Regions from separate parts of the Mus musculus genome. Here region 1 is linked to region 2. A link is a loop called in an ENCODE intact Hi-C map of the cell type or tissue named here. Cell type or tissue: left cerebral cortex. All regions are shown on one strand.

Region 1 (8,000 bases), 190 kb after region 2:
GATTGGAACATTTTATACTCTGTATTATCCAAAGCATATGATAGGCATTTAAAAATGAAAGGAAATCTTAGCAATGCAATCCCCACAGAGGCTCAGACCCTCTTTTAAAACCAGGGTGTGGTTGGAACAAGACCCTGTGTTCTGTGGTCACTACCCAGTACCTGCCTGCCACCCATCTGTCATGCCTGCTGCCTGGTGGCTGAGCCTGGATCTGACATTTGCCACACCTCTAGGGGAGGTGCCACAGGAAATGGAGATGGTGAATACTTGACTGTGCTGAAAACATGGAGTGAGACTCAAGAAGCCATGTGATACCTGGACTTGGCGCATGAATCCCGGCCAACACCTTCTTTTTGGAACTATTCTATTGGAGACTCTAGGATACTATTGTGAGGGGAAAAGGGACGGAGAGCCTTGTTAAGCTCAATACTTTGGCATTCCATGGAACTAAAGCTGAGACACCAGAGAATTTAGTAGGAACCTTATCTCAGTCCTCCAGTCAGTCTGCCCAGCAACAGGGCTAGAGCACACAGACCAGGCAAGGCCAGCTCTGGGAAACTTTCATTCATGATAAACGAAAGGATTGTTGTGAACGATAGGATTCCCAGAGTGTGGGGAAGGAAAACTGTTTAAATTACACTATTTGTAACATTTTCTCCAACTCCAGGGAATCACCCTTGGGAAGAAGAGTTCCCCTCTAGCAACTAACAATAGGGTAAGATACATGCAATGGCTAGGCAACAATGCTTCTTACACATTTGAGGTTACTTGGAAATTGACTTCTAAGATGATATTATAAACACGAAAATGCTGATTAGTAGAACTTAATTAATCTTTTATGACTTAAAATTTCAGGAGCTCATCATTTAATTTAATCACTCTAATGGAGTCATCATTAAAACCACCAGTTATAGATCCATTAAACACACAGAGGCCCTAGTTAATGAAGTTTGGCTAGCAGTTGAATGCCGGCTGACAATAACCTAATTATCTCCTGTGTTCTGTCTGGACTATAGGTAAAGGCAGGTGCTGGAATGCCTGGCACACAGTGAACACACAACAGATTTGTGTTTATCTCTTCCCTCCTACTGGGGTGTCAATGTGGGTGGTTTTGTGTATGTGTGTGTGTGTGTGTGTGTGTGTGTGTGTGTGTGTGCATACATAGGTGTATGTGCATATCTGTTGATGGAGAATTAAGGATGTGGCTGTCAAAAGAGCTCAGCCCTAAAAAGTCTGCTTCATGGAAATCTCAACAGTGATGATAATAAACTAGTTGCCAGAATACAATGGTGTCCTCTTCTGCTATGTGAAGTAACATGTCTTCCTACCCCTGGAAGAGTCTTGGTTCTAACCGAAGCTGACTACAAGGGACCATGGAGATGGTAGGGTGGGGTAAATGGCTCTCTCTGGAGCAGTGACTCTGTTAGTGGGAAGAACCACTCCACTTATCTTAGCAGTGACACATTTCAGGCTCACTAGGCAGGTGGATTCTCTAAGGTCCTTGTGAAGGGAGGCTGGGAGGTTCTTTAGACCTGAGATCTGGCATGAGATCCATTTCTAACAGACTTCCAAGCAAAGGCCATTCCAGCCGGCCCATAACCCACACTCTGAGAAGCCAGGGATGAGGTCATTGGTCTTGTTGGTCAGGCAGCCTGAATGGGCCAGAGCTGGGGCCAGGCTATCTACCATACTAATGCTGCAATTCCTTGTACTTGAGCAATGGGCTGGAAGCCAGATGGCTGGTTCTGAGTTTATGGTCCTCTGCACCCAGCCTTCCCCTTGTTAACATAGTTGGTGCCAGTGGCATCTATCTTGTTAGAGAAGATGACAAACGACACCTTGTGTTTGTCTAGGGCAAGGGACTATTTCTTGTGACTATCTGTACCAGTTGGGGCCAGTCCATCAGAAAAGTGACCTTTGTCTGAGCAGCTAGGCCCAGACCAGTAGCATCTGCCCTGTAGCAGGTTGTTCCTAACCACACCCACTTCAGGAACTAGGTTCCCACTTTCTCAAACTTCTCTTTGTAGTTCATTAGCAAAACAACAGCCTGTGTAGAGAGTGATAGTTGGAGGATAATTTGCAACTTTGGGGAAATTGCTGAAACTATTTCAGCAAACCTTCGTTTCTCTTTCTATAAAGAAAAGACAATTGCTGGTGTGCTAGGCCATGTCTTTAGTCCTGGAACTCAGGAGACAGACGCAGGGAGGTCTTTGAGTTCAAGACTAGCCTTGTCTACATAGCAAGTTCCAGGGAGGGCTACCTAGTGAGACTTGTATAAGCAATAAAAGTGATTTTAAGAACTAGACAATCATATTCCATCTTACAAGTTCTAAATGGAGTAATAAAAAAAAATGTACTACCCTGTGCAGCACAAAAGAGACATCAACAGAAGTTAATGTTGGGGCCTTTACTGTAAAAAATGTTTTTATTGTGAAAAAGAATGTTAGTTCCCATTTTTGAAAAGTCTGGTAAGTGATCATGAAAAATAAAAATTATTCTGATCTGCTGAGTCATTGACATTAACTTGTCATGGAAGGTTTTATTCCACTGAATAAGCCTTAAAGTTTACAATTCACAGCATGATCGTCTTGAAGCCCCCAGGGCTACTATGAGCAGATGGTTGCAGGGATAGGCTTGCCTTGTTCTAGTTCCAGACGACTTGGGAGGAAGAGAAAGAATAGTTAGCATTGGCAATTCTGGCTCTTACGAGTAGCCCACCATTAAGGGGGAAATACACATGTCCACTTAAGTAAGAACATTAATAATGTAGGCCAGTCCCAGTTGAGCACACACTGTGAGTATCTAGATGTCAGTCATTAGTACTGGGGACAACAACCCTTCTCCCCAATGCTAATTTCTTACCCGCACCCTCCAAACACCAGGGCTACTCACTTTGAACTTCACAGAGAATCTCTCTCACACAGGCAAGGCTGACTTTTAGACCATCTGGCTGTCATCAGACAGGAAGACCAGAATGAATAATTTACTTCCTGAACAGACAGGGAAACAGCCAGTGTGGGAGATGACAGAGAGCCCATGTTTTTGTTTTTGGTTTTTTGGTTTTTTTTTTTTAAACATTTTTGTCATTTGGCTCATATGTGTTTCACATTTTGAAATATTTTGGGACAAGCATTTAAACTGTGATATTGAATTTCATCATCATGGAGCAAGCCAGGGTCCTCATGGAAACCCCCCGCTGCTGCTCTCCTCCTCCAGACAGCTGACCTGGCTTCCGCTTGCATCTGTCTCAGAAGGGAAACCGAGTCAGAAGCACTGGTCACACACCACACACAGATTGAAAGGTAGCCCTGCCAAACAGCCTGCGCTTGCTGGATGCAATTGTCTGGCTCTGCTACGCTCCAATGATGCTTCGGGCAGAGTCTCCTACTTTCCAGATCTTTCTCAAACTTCTCTCCATCATCAAATAGCGGGAAAAACAGTTTTATCTTCTTGGTTCCTCAGCAGGTAGAGCTAAGGCAAGAAGACGTAACCAGTGAGCATTTGTAAGTGGCATATGAAATGTGCGGCACAAACAAACTCCCACACCGTCTGCTGATACTGGTGGAGAGGGATGTAGTTGGAGACTCTGACATCCTAGTGAAGGGCTAGGTACCTCTCCAGTCATAAGGCAGCAAGTCAGAATGGATGAATGCAAAACTTCTGAAGTATTGCCTAAGGGCTCAGTGGGCTGCATGACTACATACACGTGCTGTGATAGAAACACTCCTTTTGGAGCAGGATCAAAAATCAGATGAGGGCATGTCTTGGAAACATCAAAACCAAATCCAATATTTTCCCTCCGTCTCTCCCTCCAGAACTTACATGGTAGTCTGTGGCCACCTCAGAAGTTCAACTTCCTTCAAGAGAAGGCAGAAGAAACCTATATCTAACCATTAAATGTAAGAAAACATAATCAATTATCATTATTGCTAGTATTATGAATATTATTCTTTCTTTATTTTTAAAAGACAGTTTCATTATTTAGCCCTGACTGATGTTCACTGTAAATCCTGAATGCACAGATCCCTGGCCTCCGACTTCCAAGTGCTGGGATTAAAGTTGTTCTCCACCACATCCAGCCTTAAAATTACATTTTACGTTGGCATACGCAGTAATGTATTTTATCATGACCCCTCCTCTGCCTTCATTTGTTACCTTTCCCCTCTGCCCCCCCCCCCCATTATGTCTCTTCATAAATGTCTTCCAAAGGGGACCTTACAATTCACGGAGGAACACGGAGACATTGATGCATGAAAAGGGGCACCAGCAACTGGCCAGTCATCGCTGTATGGGAGTGAGTTTTGGCTTTGGTAAGCTGACCCCATGTAAGGGACATTAGGGTCACGGGACACAAAATGGTCAGTTGCTGCTCAGCTTTGCCTGGAGTCACCTTCGAATTCAGAGAAAGTCTGAGACCAAAGAGAGCATTAGTTCTTTGTTTTGCTTTGCTTTGTTTTGGGGCTTATTTTAAATCCCCACAGACACGAGTTACAGATTTGACTCCTTGGCAGCAAAACCAAACCAACGTCTGTTCAAATCTGGATTCAGTCACTAATTATGTGACAGTCTTTGTCACACTGCTGCTGCTCCTCGTGAGATGCGTGTTACTCAATCTCTCTCAATATGGGCCATTCTGTATCTGTTACCTTAACAGGTCACAGAGACTGAGTCCGGGGCTAACACACAATGTACATTAAACACACCATAAACTCTCATTTTTATCATCACTGGGTTTTTTAAGGTTTGGTTTTATTATTTTTAATTATGTGTAGATGCGTGTGTTTGCAATGTGGGCTTATGCATATGAGTGCAGGTGCCTGCGGAAGCCAGAGGTGCTGATCCCCTCGACACACAGTTGTGAGCTGCCCGACGGGGTGTTGAGAACTGAACTCGGGTCCTCTGGAAGAGCAGCCAGTGCTCTTAACTGCTGAGTCCCACTTGAGCACCCATTGTTAGTTTTCTTATTATGTCCAAAACAGGTATAGTGACATCCTTTAGAAGGCTGTCACAGGACAACATCACTACCGTAGAACATCTTGCTTGTTCTACTGAGTCCGGGTTTGAAGGCCCATATAACTCCTAGTGAGCTGCTTGCCTGAGGTTTCTGCCTTTCACCTGCAGGGCCTGGTTTTCTACTGAGTAGAATTGCTAAATTTTGAGGTATGTGCAACTTATATTTTCATACCTGTTGCCAAAATGCTCTCCAAGACACCAAAGTGTCAACTAGCAGAAATTTTTTCAGTTGAAGACCTACTATGTGGCAGGCATTGTGCTCTTTGTTTTCTAAATCTTACTGTGAGTTTTTCCAAGTACATTTTATCCTCATCATATCGTATTGTGAAAGCGAGGCATGGGCGAATCAAATTCTGTGCAGAAGTCCTACGTGCAGAAGGTGGTAGCAAGTCAAAATGGACCAGATACTTCCCAATGCCTCCAGAATTAAAATTGACTGGAGCTGTTACAATCCCCCAGAAGCTGTTAGATTTAGAAGTGATGTAATACATGATCCCCCACATTTGCTTACTTGTCTATAAAATGAGACCACCACAATTTAAGCAGTATCTGTACTCTTGGCATCTGTCCCAAGGGATCACGGGATGTCTGCACACAAGCGGTTTGGGGATGGTGTGTTCCTTCTCCATATTTACAAATATCAGATAAGGAAATGGACTCTAGGTAAAGACAGAAGCTTTTAGCTGGGTTGTAAGAAGCTCACCTAAGATTACCCGACAGCCTCGCTGATAAAACCCAGACATATTAATGGGTTCTGCCTTTAGACATGTCCAGAGGAAACAGACCATTAGCAGGCATATGTGGTTGGTATGAAAATGCTGTAGGTACAAAGTTTAGCCAAGTTGACAGCTAAGGGTTCTTAGAGTGTGGTTCCATGGATTTTGCCATACAGGACATACAGGCTCATTGCAAGGTGAGAGCCCACGAGAGAGACACTCCTGGAGACCTGAAAACTATAATTCTGCATGTGCCAAGATGACAACATACACACCTGTTCTCCATCCCTGCATCCGAGTGAATAGGCCCTAGGATGATAATTTCCACACATTGTTTCTTGTTAAAAGCATGGTTTGCTAACCTTCATCTCAATAAAGTTTTTAATTCACCGTGTTTCTGAGAGCAGCAGGATTCTGGACTTGTTCTGAAACCCTCAGTTGGTCCTAAATGGAGGGGTTCCTGGGCTCTGTTTGAAACAAACACTGCACCTGGCTGATATGGCAGAGGAGAGGAAAGAGGTTTCATCTCTTAGCTTGCAAATGGCCTTGCAGATGTTCAATTATGGAGCGCAAGAGAAACGGCTAAGAGGTTAGAATAGGCAGGCTGGAAAGACATTTCCTCTGAGGTATATTTTTCTCCTGCATGTAATTACTGATGTTATCAAAGCCTATATACATTGTATTCTGTTGTCACTGTTACTGAAATTATACTGTGAAGTTAAGCCCTATTTATTGATAAAAAAATAAATCCAGGGAAATTGGTAAGAATAAGTACCATCATAAAACCTTTATAATCTCTTTCGAAGGGTTTATTTTATAAACATTAGCAATTTCCTTTCTGACTTCACTGTTTAACATATCACTTCAGCATCCTGAAAAGATAAAATTTGTCCACTATTTCCTATGGAGATGAAACAGCCTAAGTAAGCCTCCACTATACAAATACATGATTTGGTCAGTGAAGAATGTTTAGTGAGCACTTTGCACTAGATACATGAATAAACAAAGTAGACAAGAACCAAGCTCTCATACAGTGTATAAACTAGTAGAGAAAAGGGCCTTTCGTGTACAGTCTAAGTGTGAGCTGTGTCACCGGGACAAGCAGAAGGCACTGTGAGGCTACTCAGGTGAGGGACCTGCCATTTAATGCATGGATTGTGCTTTACTTAACAAATATATTACACAGAAGGCATGGGTAATTAGCAAGAATTTGCAGGAGAAAGAGAGGGTGCACAGAAAAAGAAGTGTGCGTCTACTCAAAGATCAAGGAGGCATTTGTGATGCAGCAGGAAAGGTCTGCCTTTGAAGGTCAGGATTGCGAACTTCACCCTAAATTGGTTGTGAAACAATAAAGGGTTACAGCATCACCGGGGGTGATCTGGGTCGCTGTTTTAGAGGACCACGTTGAACCATAACCTGGCAATAGAGCTTTTAAAGTTCAAAAATGGCCGGCTGGTGATGAGTGTAAAGGCTTCTGATGTGGTCCAGGCGGGTGAGACTGGTAGGGTGCACACAGTGGCCATAAGATGGACAGAAGTGGGTGAGCTGACGGGGATGCTGGGGAGATGGGATTGACAGGAACCAGTGGACTGTGGAGCTTGAGGAGAATGAGCGCTCTAGAACACTCGGGTTCTAAGGAGCAACCACACATCATCCCTGAGATGGCGACGGCAGAAATGAATGCGGCGGGTTACAAGTGGAGACCTGGATTTCGACAGAGAGCTACAGTGGCAATCCACGGGTATGTGAAATGGGTTACTGGTGAGAATCCAAGCGAGAACCAGTGGAAACAGTATCCCCTATTTAGTTCACCCCAACCCCAACACTGTCAAAGCATCACTTCACACCACATTTCCTGATCTAGCATCCAACATGTACAACATTCCAAGGCAATTCTCTGCCCAAGCTTCCATGTTAATAGAATTCTGAACTTAAACCCAGTAAGTTTCTGACTGGAATCAATGAATGAGATAGTATAACTCCTTCAGCATGGATGTTACTTTATTGTTCAGGGATTCTTTCTCTCTAAATGTGTCCATACGTCCCACTTAGCTTTTTAACTTTTAATGCCTATTCTTAAAACCCTGTAATTTCAGGAGGAATAGACTCCCGTTGACCAGGCCAGAATTAACTAGTGCACGGGACTTAGCTTCCTGCCTTTCAGTAACCAGAAAGACCACTCAGTGGGGGAGGGGGAGAGTGGAGGCAGAGTGGATGGGGTTGGGTGGTCATGGAGTTAGTAAGCTCTAAGCTGGGAATGATACCCAGGCC
Region 2 (8,000 bases):
CTTGGAAACTTGAGTTTATACACCTAAGAAGATAAGCCGTGCAGTTTGGTTCCTCAAGCATCGTTAGTACTGTGATCTACTGGTCAACAACACCCAGACTCCACATCTGAGCCTTTAGATGGATTTGCTTCAGTTCTGGAATTGAAGACTTAGGACCAGATGATGAAATGAGATTGTCTCTTGCTAGGAAAACAATATCCATATCAAAAGCACCAGATATGAGGGTCATTGGAGACTTATGGATGCCCAGGGACAACGTGCCAGTGACTCCTCTGGGCAGATCCAGGCAAAGGCAGGCTGCTCTTACCTCTGGCTCCAGTCATCTTTCTATCTCATGGCAGGTCTGGTGCCTTCTCAGCAGCCACCATCCTTCCTTACAGTTCTCATGACTCTGGTGGGGGGTGGGAGGGGGCAGTCCATGTGCTTATAACTCACCCCTCCCAGGCCTCCTAACACAAAGCCAGCCCTCCATGATCCACTCCTTTTCTTTTATACAAAGTCTGCCCTGTCCAATGCACCTATAAATGGGGACCGATGTCTATTTCCAAAATGTGAGTGTATAAAAGCACTTGGGTAAGTCCTGGCTTGATTTATAGCTAAGTCAAACACCAAGAGTTAATTCCCTTGAAAAAAAGACTTGTATGAGACATGAAGAAACCGGTTGACTATTCAAATCACCATTTAACATATATCGCAGGCTGGAAAAATAACTCTTACTCTAGAGAGTTTCATTTCTAAGTTGGTTGTTTGGAACTCAAGGCACATTCTAGTCAGCCAATTGTACAGACCTCCTTCCTCTCCCTGACTATCCTTATGTGAATACACCTGCGTGTCTGCATATATACTAATGGAGTTGCTGTCCAGTACACAGAGCTGTCCTATACAGACCCTACATGTCTTTTGTCTACTCCAAAGCAAGAAGTTAGGATGGGTCAGCAGAGAACCTTCCTGGAACACATTTAGGACCTGTTGGAGCTTGGTTCTAATGCTTTGATCCAATCAGGAATCTGCGTGTCCAAATGCTAAAGGTCCTTGTCCCCAGTTGGTTTTTTGATCAATCAATAAAGATGCCAATGACAATGACAACCCTTAGAGTTGCGCCAGCTGGGATGCAGAGAGGAACAGGGGAAAATCGCCAGAGGAGGAGAGCTGCAGGAGCAAGAGCCAATGAGCCATGTGAAATTTCGGGTGAGGGGCCACTGGCCACTTTCCTGATTGGGCCTGGGGTAGCAAGGGAAGTTTTGAGAGTGCCCAGCCTTTGAGATAGCTAAGGCATTTTAAAAATAAGCTAGTGTGTGTCTGTGTGTGTAGGGGTGGGGGTACCAATTCAACTGAGTTAAAGATAACACAAAAATGACTCGTCTTTGAGGCAGAGTCCCTGAAATAGGCTCCCTGCTCCTAACAGGCATCACTCTGGGTAGACAGCACAGTAAGACAACAGAAAAGACATTCTTATAAAACAATAAACTGGGCTAAAGAAAAAAAATACCTTCCTGGCCACTGAAACTGGCCCACAGATTATACATTATGCTGGAAAAGTTTCTAGGAGGAATGTGACGTGCCCAACCCAGGCAGAGAAGACGAATATTCCTTCTTAAAATTGATTTGGTAAGCTGAACTCAGCTGTCAGACATCTTACAGGGGCTGTTAATTTGGGCACAAAAATAGATCATGTACTTCCAAGGACCCTGAGGAAGTTTGGCCTGACATTGATCCCTAAGCAAGGGAGCAGGCCGTGGGTGATTTACAGGATGAATGGGTCTGAAAGGCATGTCTAATGGCTTCAGACCAGCCAAAGCTCCAGATGAAAAGCCCTCTTTCCCTGAGCGGCAGACTGGATTTGAATTAGCAACTGCTTTTGCACAATGTTATTTATGATGAAGCAGATGCACGGGGGCCGAGGTGGATTCAGGTGGTAACTCACACTGGAGAGGAGGTGGCAGTGCAGAAGGGTGTGGGGTGACATCAAAACTCAAAAGCCATCCCTTCCTTCTGAGCCAGATGCTTCGCAAATCTTTCCTAGACCAGCAAGTCAGCGTCTCCTTCACTCTCAAGAGAAGACAGAAACACATTTTCTGCTCCGCGTCATAACAGGAACGAGGTGTTTACAACCCGGCGATGATTACAGTGTTTTAGCAGCAGCCTAAATGCTAGACAAGTGTCCCAATTTAAGTAAGTAGGCAAAGATCTCCTTCTCTCAGCTAAACCTTGAAAGCACACTTGTTCAGTGGGGAGAGAGTTCATTTGAAACCTGGAACTCAGCCTTTCTCAATTCCCATCTAGATTCCAAAGGAACTTCGCACCTTACATAGTCAGCAACTCTTTGTTTTCTCAGTTGACACTGCAGACGCTGGGGACAAGTTCCTGAATCCTTCTAGCTGAGACTGACAGCTTCCTTTCGGTAACACCAGACTTGGGGACGCAGGCTGAGCAAAGATCCAGGTGACAGTGGATCTGAGCGGGAGGGGGGGGGGGACAGACGAAGCCAAGCTTCTGATGCTACCTGAGCGCAGTGTATTTTTAGGCTCGGGAATGTTGAGAGGGTTATCTTCTCCCTCCTTTCCTTAGACTGAGAAGCCTTTTTAGCAGAGACCTCAGAGAGCATCCGTGGAAAACGCTGGCAGGCTACGGCACCACTGACCCTCTTTAGAAAAGGGGTATTTTGTTAAGAAGGCAAGTAGCTGAGAGCAGAAAGAGTACATGGAAACCCTAGAAAGATTACTTATTTAATTTTTTTTTATTAATGTGTATGTAGGGTGGTACCCAAGGAGGCCAGAAGAGGGCGTGAGGTCCCCTGGAACGTAGTTATAGGCATCTATAAGCCAGCAGGGGTGCTGGGACCTGGGCCTAGTTCCCCTCTGCAAAGGAGTGGGGATGTTTTCTGATTTGTTACATGCCCCCCACCTCCCACCCCCCGCTCACACACACACACACACACACACACACACACACACAAAGACCCTTAAGTTACCTAGAATTTTTCTTTTCTTCCCTTTCCCTCTCTTTCTCTCTCTCTCTTTCTTTCTTTCTTTCTTTCTTTCTTTCTTTCTTCCTTTCTTTCTTTCCTAGTCCCCAACTGGCAAAGGAAAAGAATTCTGACTCAACTAGTTAACATTTTCAGTTGGAAGAAAAAGGTTAGAGTTATGATCTTTTGTCATGGGATGGTGTTAGCAATTTACTAAAGCACAAAATGACATTTAGGTACATGGAAACTCTGAAGAGGCCTGGAGTGTCATTGAAAACCTTCCTGTAGTACGGGAAGCCAGGACAGGCTGACTTCCTTCATGCCTTTAAAAGCCTTTATCCTCTACAGCGCCCTTGCAATTCTCGAGCTGAGCAGTAGGTGGCGCTCGGGTCCCTGTCTTTGACAGAGCTGGTGCTTTCCAGCACTTGAGCTGGTTTATAAAAACAAGGGAAGGGCAGCTGCTGTACAGGGGATGTGAGGGTCTGAGCACACGACTGAGCTTGGGGAACAAGTAGGACATAAATTAGTGGGCAGTACCCATCCACTCTATTTCCCGATGCCCATCTGTGGTGAGAATCAGTTATCTCACTGAGAATAATAAGACTGATCTCCAAAATCACCATTACCTAATCAAGTGTTGCCACCAGGGCTGGAATCCTAAGAGAAGAGCCTCTTCTTCATTGTCTGATGGTCACCACAGGCTGCAGTGCCTGTGACTTCACACTGGCTTGTGGGCTGGGGGTGGCTTGGTGGCACAGCTCTTGCACAGAATGTACGGGGCGGGGGGTGGGGGGGTGTTCATCCCAGCACAAGAGTGAGGAGCAGAAAGAAATAGAGGGGAAAAGACAACTGGGAAACCAGTAATTCTGTTCAATTCAAACATATTTATGTTTTAATATCTTCATGCAGCTAGAAGCTGTCCTATTAAACCGAACAGATGAACTGCAGATTATGAAAGATATGTGATAGATCTGAAGTTAAATCATAAGGTATCATAGGGGGGATAACTTTTATTCAAATATTTTATTTCTCTGTGTCTAATTCACTTCAATAGGGAAATGGGTCAATACTCAGCAGAGATATCTGTAAAAAGGCAAGATTATTTTTCTTTGCATTTTATTATGTAACACGGCGAATAGGACAATTTAATTGGGGGGGGGGTGAAAACCTATGTTTTTCTCTGTTCAATTTTTGTCTTTTAGAGAAGTTGAAAGAGGCCCAAAGTGGTTCCAAAGTGTTTTCCTTTTTACATGACTAGATCTTTTTGTGCCCAAATTTCACACCAGGGTTCTCTAACATAATTTCAATCAACTGGATCATTTCTAGATATATATTCACCTTAAGAGGAAATAATAAATATATAAGTCTATGAAAACAGATTGGTGAAAGGGAAGTTGGCACCTGGTTGAAAAGAACAGTGAGTTCATCAGCTGAAATGTTTTTTTTCTGACCCCGCCTTATTGATAATTATTCAATTTTTTAAAAAATATTCTCACAACAAAGAAAAGGAAAAGACAACTCAAGAAACTACTAAATCCCTATCTAAGTTCACCAAAGGAAGAATGCTGGCCACCCTTTTCATCCTCATGTGCTCAGAAGACACCTGCCCATGTGACAGGCTGCCTCCATCCTGGCTTGGCCCACTTTAACATCGACGGAGGTAGGAGGTTGCAACAAAATAAAACAGCTGCGACAGGCATACAAAGGCCCCCTAAGTCATCTCCTTTAACTTCCTGTGTCCACGTCACAGATATCACAACTACAGAAAGAGGGCAGGGGTCTCCTTAGGGCTCCCCATCTGCCCAGACTCATTCCCAGGGCGGGTCTGCTAAGCCAAAGCAGTCAATGCCCATACATATCTAATTTTTGTAGGTTTAACTGATGAGCCAATAAAAGCATGGACAACCGTATATAGTTATACAGTTCTCGAAAAATGACAGGAGTGGAGTCAGATAATACTTAAATTCAATTACTTACCCTCTCCCCCCACCCCCACCCCCACCCCAGCCACCACCCCCACCACCAAATCCTCTCCAGGACAATCAGCCAATGTGAAAGACTTCACAGATCTCTTTAAAGCTGTTTCATTTGTTTTCTAGGTTTCTGTGCCATTAGTATTAACCGTCTCTCCAACCCTTGCTTGGCATTCCCGATTCTCCTTCCAGGCAAAGCTGAGAACTTCCTTTCCCTGTCTCCTTCCTAAGTATTCCCCCTCGGAATGTTCAGGTTCATTTCTTCTAGGTAACTTCTGTAGAGTGAACAGGGTGGTCCCATGGTTTTCTATACGATACTAGGATCCCTACTTGGCCTACACAGGTCCATGTGCCCACATCACTCTCTGTTCTCTTACCCACCTTCTTCCCTCCAGAGGAATAATTTTTACCTGGTTCATTTGGCCTATGGTGCTCTAATAAACAGTGAAGTTAATGTTACAAGAATGAGATATTAATGACATTACAGGAGTATTATGCTGAGCAATGACCACAGCGATATTCAGCTATCTATACTTCAGGGTACACTAGATTAGATGCTGACGCTAGAGAATGGCAATGCAGATGCATCCCGCTGAGGACCTTCCCACAAGGCCAGGTCCAAAGTGTGGTAGCACAGACACCTCGGGCAGCATGACAGGAAAGCTGAAAAGCTGAAATAAGGAAGTCCTAGGCCAGGATCCTTAGTAGCCAGAAGGGCTGGCACCTCCAGGAAAACAAAGGCTTGCCTGACACAGGAGAGCGACTTGCTCACCAGAGGCTGATGTTATCTCACGTGCCAGCAAATCTGCCTGAAAGGGAAAAGCAGCCAGGGCTGTTGCTGAGCCCTGACTTCTGTCAAAAAATGCCCTGGGTCCTCAGTAACTCAAACATTGCTCCCTGCCCCAAACAAAACTGTCCTTAGTGCATAACACTGTTTAACTGGCTGTCATTTATTTTCTCTGCATCCTCAACAGCCAAACATTTTTTACTATTATTATTCCCTTTAAGAAATCAATTCTTCGTGCACTTTGAACCTCACATGACCGGTTCTCTCCTCCTAAATCTTCAAATCAGCTACACACTATCTTCTCTTTTTAAATCTCCTTGTTTAATCCTCTTCGCATTGGCTGACCACCCTGGTCACAACTATGTCCAATTAAAGCAGTCATCACATGCCACGCTCCAGCTACTGCACTCATGAGGAGTCATTATTCACCATCTGAGTCTGACTGCGCCAGACATCAGTCAAGAGCTCGATAACCTTATTCCTGGATTCTTCCCCGCTTTATCCTCCCAGCTCAAGACCCGTCCTCCCAGTGAGACACTGTCAGGGCTAAATATAGCTCTACGCACACCAGCAGTTCCAGGCCATTGTCACATGGCGCTGCTGACGAAGGACTCCTTGGAGACGCGTTCACCCAAACATACATACACAAGTATGCGTGCATATTTATCCATATACACCATACGCCCCGAATCCATCTGCAAACGGGCACATTTACATTCACAAGAGAAAACTGCAGCCCAGATGCTCTCCTAGCGCCCTTTACCACGCTGTGCGAGAGAACACCTCGCCGCACTGTCAGTGCCTTAGCCACAGTGCTTCGCCTGAACTGAACCAATTTGGATGGGGTAAGGTGGCAAGGAATAGTCAAATCACACGCACACTCAGAGAGAGAGACAGAGAGACAGAGACAGAGCGATAGAGCGAGAGAGCGAGAGAGAACACCTCCGTTTCCGCGTTTGCCCTTTTCTCTAGTACAGTGCTGCTGAAGTTATTCCCGGGGCTCTCCAATAAAGAGGAGCCTCCCTCACGCACTCAGCCCACGAGGCTACCAGGTACCCCGGGCCACGTTATTATCACCCAGGCTAGTGTCCGAAGGCAACTCACCTGGGTCACAAAGCAAAACAAAAAACAGGCTACTTGTTCAAGTTTGCATACGAGCCTGGGGAACACACAAGTCCTGTTTCCCTGACTGTTCCTGGGAGTCAGACCTTAAATTATAAGGAAACTGCAGCAAAAAATAAACAACAGCCTGAACACTCTCAAGCACCCTAGGAAACTAGCCAAAAAGTACATGGAAACAACCCTAGGTATGCACAAGAAGCTGAGAGGGAAAGCAAAAAGGATGAACGAGACTCCAACTCAGACAAACCCTCAATATCTAAGATCTCCAAACAGAAGGCCTGGCCGGGGCGAGGCGCAGCACAGCGTCCCCAGATCCCCGGGTCCCCGGGTCGTCAGTGCTCAGCCCCGCACCTGTTGGGAGCGCGGCAGCCCGGGGCACGGAAGCAGCAGGCGCGAGAACTCCTAGTTCTGTGGCTCTGCCAATGCTCGCCAGCCGAGGATCTCCCGCCACGCCGGGGCGCACTGGACAGCCGGCGCCGTTCCGGAGCAGCGCCGGCGCAGCCCGCTCCCGCCATCCCGCCGCGGGGTCCCCTGGAGCACCTACCCGCACACAGCTCGGAGCCTCTGCCTCCTGGCTGCCGTACCGAGGCGCCCCAAAAGGCGAGCTCAGGACCGGGAAGGGTCGAACGCCAGAAGAAAGGGAAAACCCGCCGATCCAGTCGGGGTCCTTGTTTATACTGAAACTCCAGCCCGAGCCGCGCACACCCCCTTGCTGGGGAAATGCCCGCCTCCTGCCGCAGGCCACGCCCCCGCCCGCCGCAGGCCACGCCCATCCTGCGCTGGCCAATCGTGGCGCAGCTCTCCGCCCACGCCGCCCTGCAGCGGGCGCTCGGGGACTTGCCAGGGTTCCGCGGGTAGGGACTCCCGTGACGCTGCGGCCGTACCCACCCACGCTGCAGAGGCTGGCTTGCTGGCGCAGCGGGTCTCCGCAGCCTGGGCAGGGCCCACTCCGGCGCGCGTTTCCTCCTTCGTGTCGCTGCCCGCGGCTGTTTGTGCACTCATGTGTCGCCGAGTGTGTATTCATTTGCCTTGTGTGCTCTACCTGTAAATACCGGCTCGACTCGTTGTACAGTATCTATTATCATAATTATGAGCTGAAGGTTACTGTCCGTGTAACTTTCGGAGGAGATCTGAGAGGAACCACGAAGCACTT

Evidence for each region. A loop is a pair of places that touch in the nucleus more often than their neighbours do. Peaks named below come from ENCODE experiments on the same cell type or tissue, not always from the same donor. Only the 100,000 strongest peaks of a DNase experiment are listed, where the experiment ranks them.
Region 1: a loop joins it to region 2, with 2.0 times the contacts of the local background. A loop is called at or near these places in 2 of 42 quality-filtered maps.

The regions. Positions count from the first base shown.
Region 1 is chr5:99,435,754-99,443,753 of GRCm38, forward strand. The region is part of intron 2 of A930011G23Rik (RIKEN cDNA A930011G23 gene); the gene reads right to left. Among named protein-coding and RNA genes, the nearest start is that of Gm42125, 48 kb to the right of the region's middle. In left cerebral cortex, no CTCF peak of the experiment used is centred here; DNase peaks (open chromatin) are centred at 3,541 and 4,514.
Region 2 is chr5:99,245,323-99,253,322 of GRCm38, forward strand. It overlaps Rasgef1b (RasGEF domain family, member 1B), which reads right to left and starts at 7,605. Exons shown (of 14, transcript NM_181318.4): 1 at 7,392-7,605. In left cerebral cortex, CTCF peaks have their summits at 3,339 (motif pointing right), 7,379 and 7,590; DNase peaks (open chromatin) are centred at 1,376, 1,949, 2,689, 3,342 and 6 more places; H3K4me3 peaks cover 4,507 bases; H3K27ac peaks cover 6,182 bases.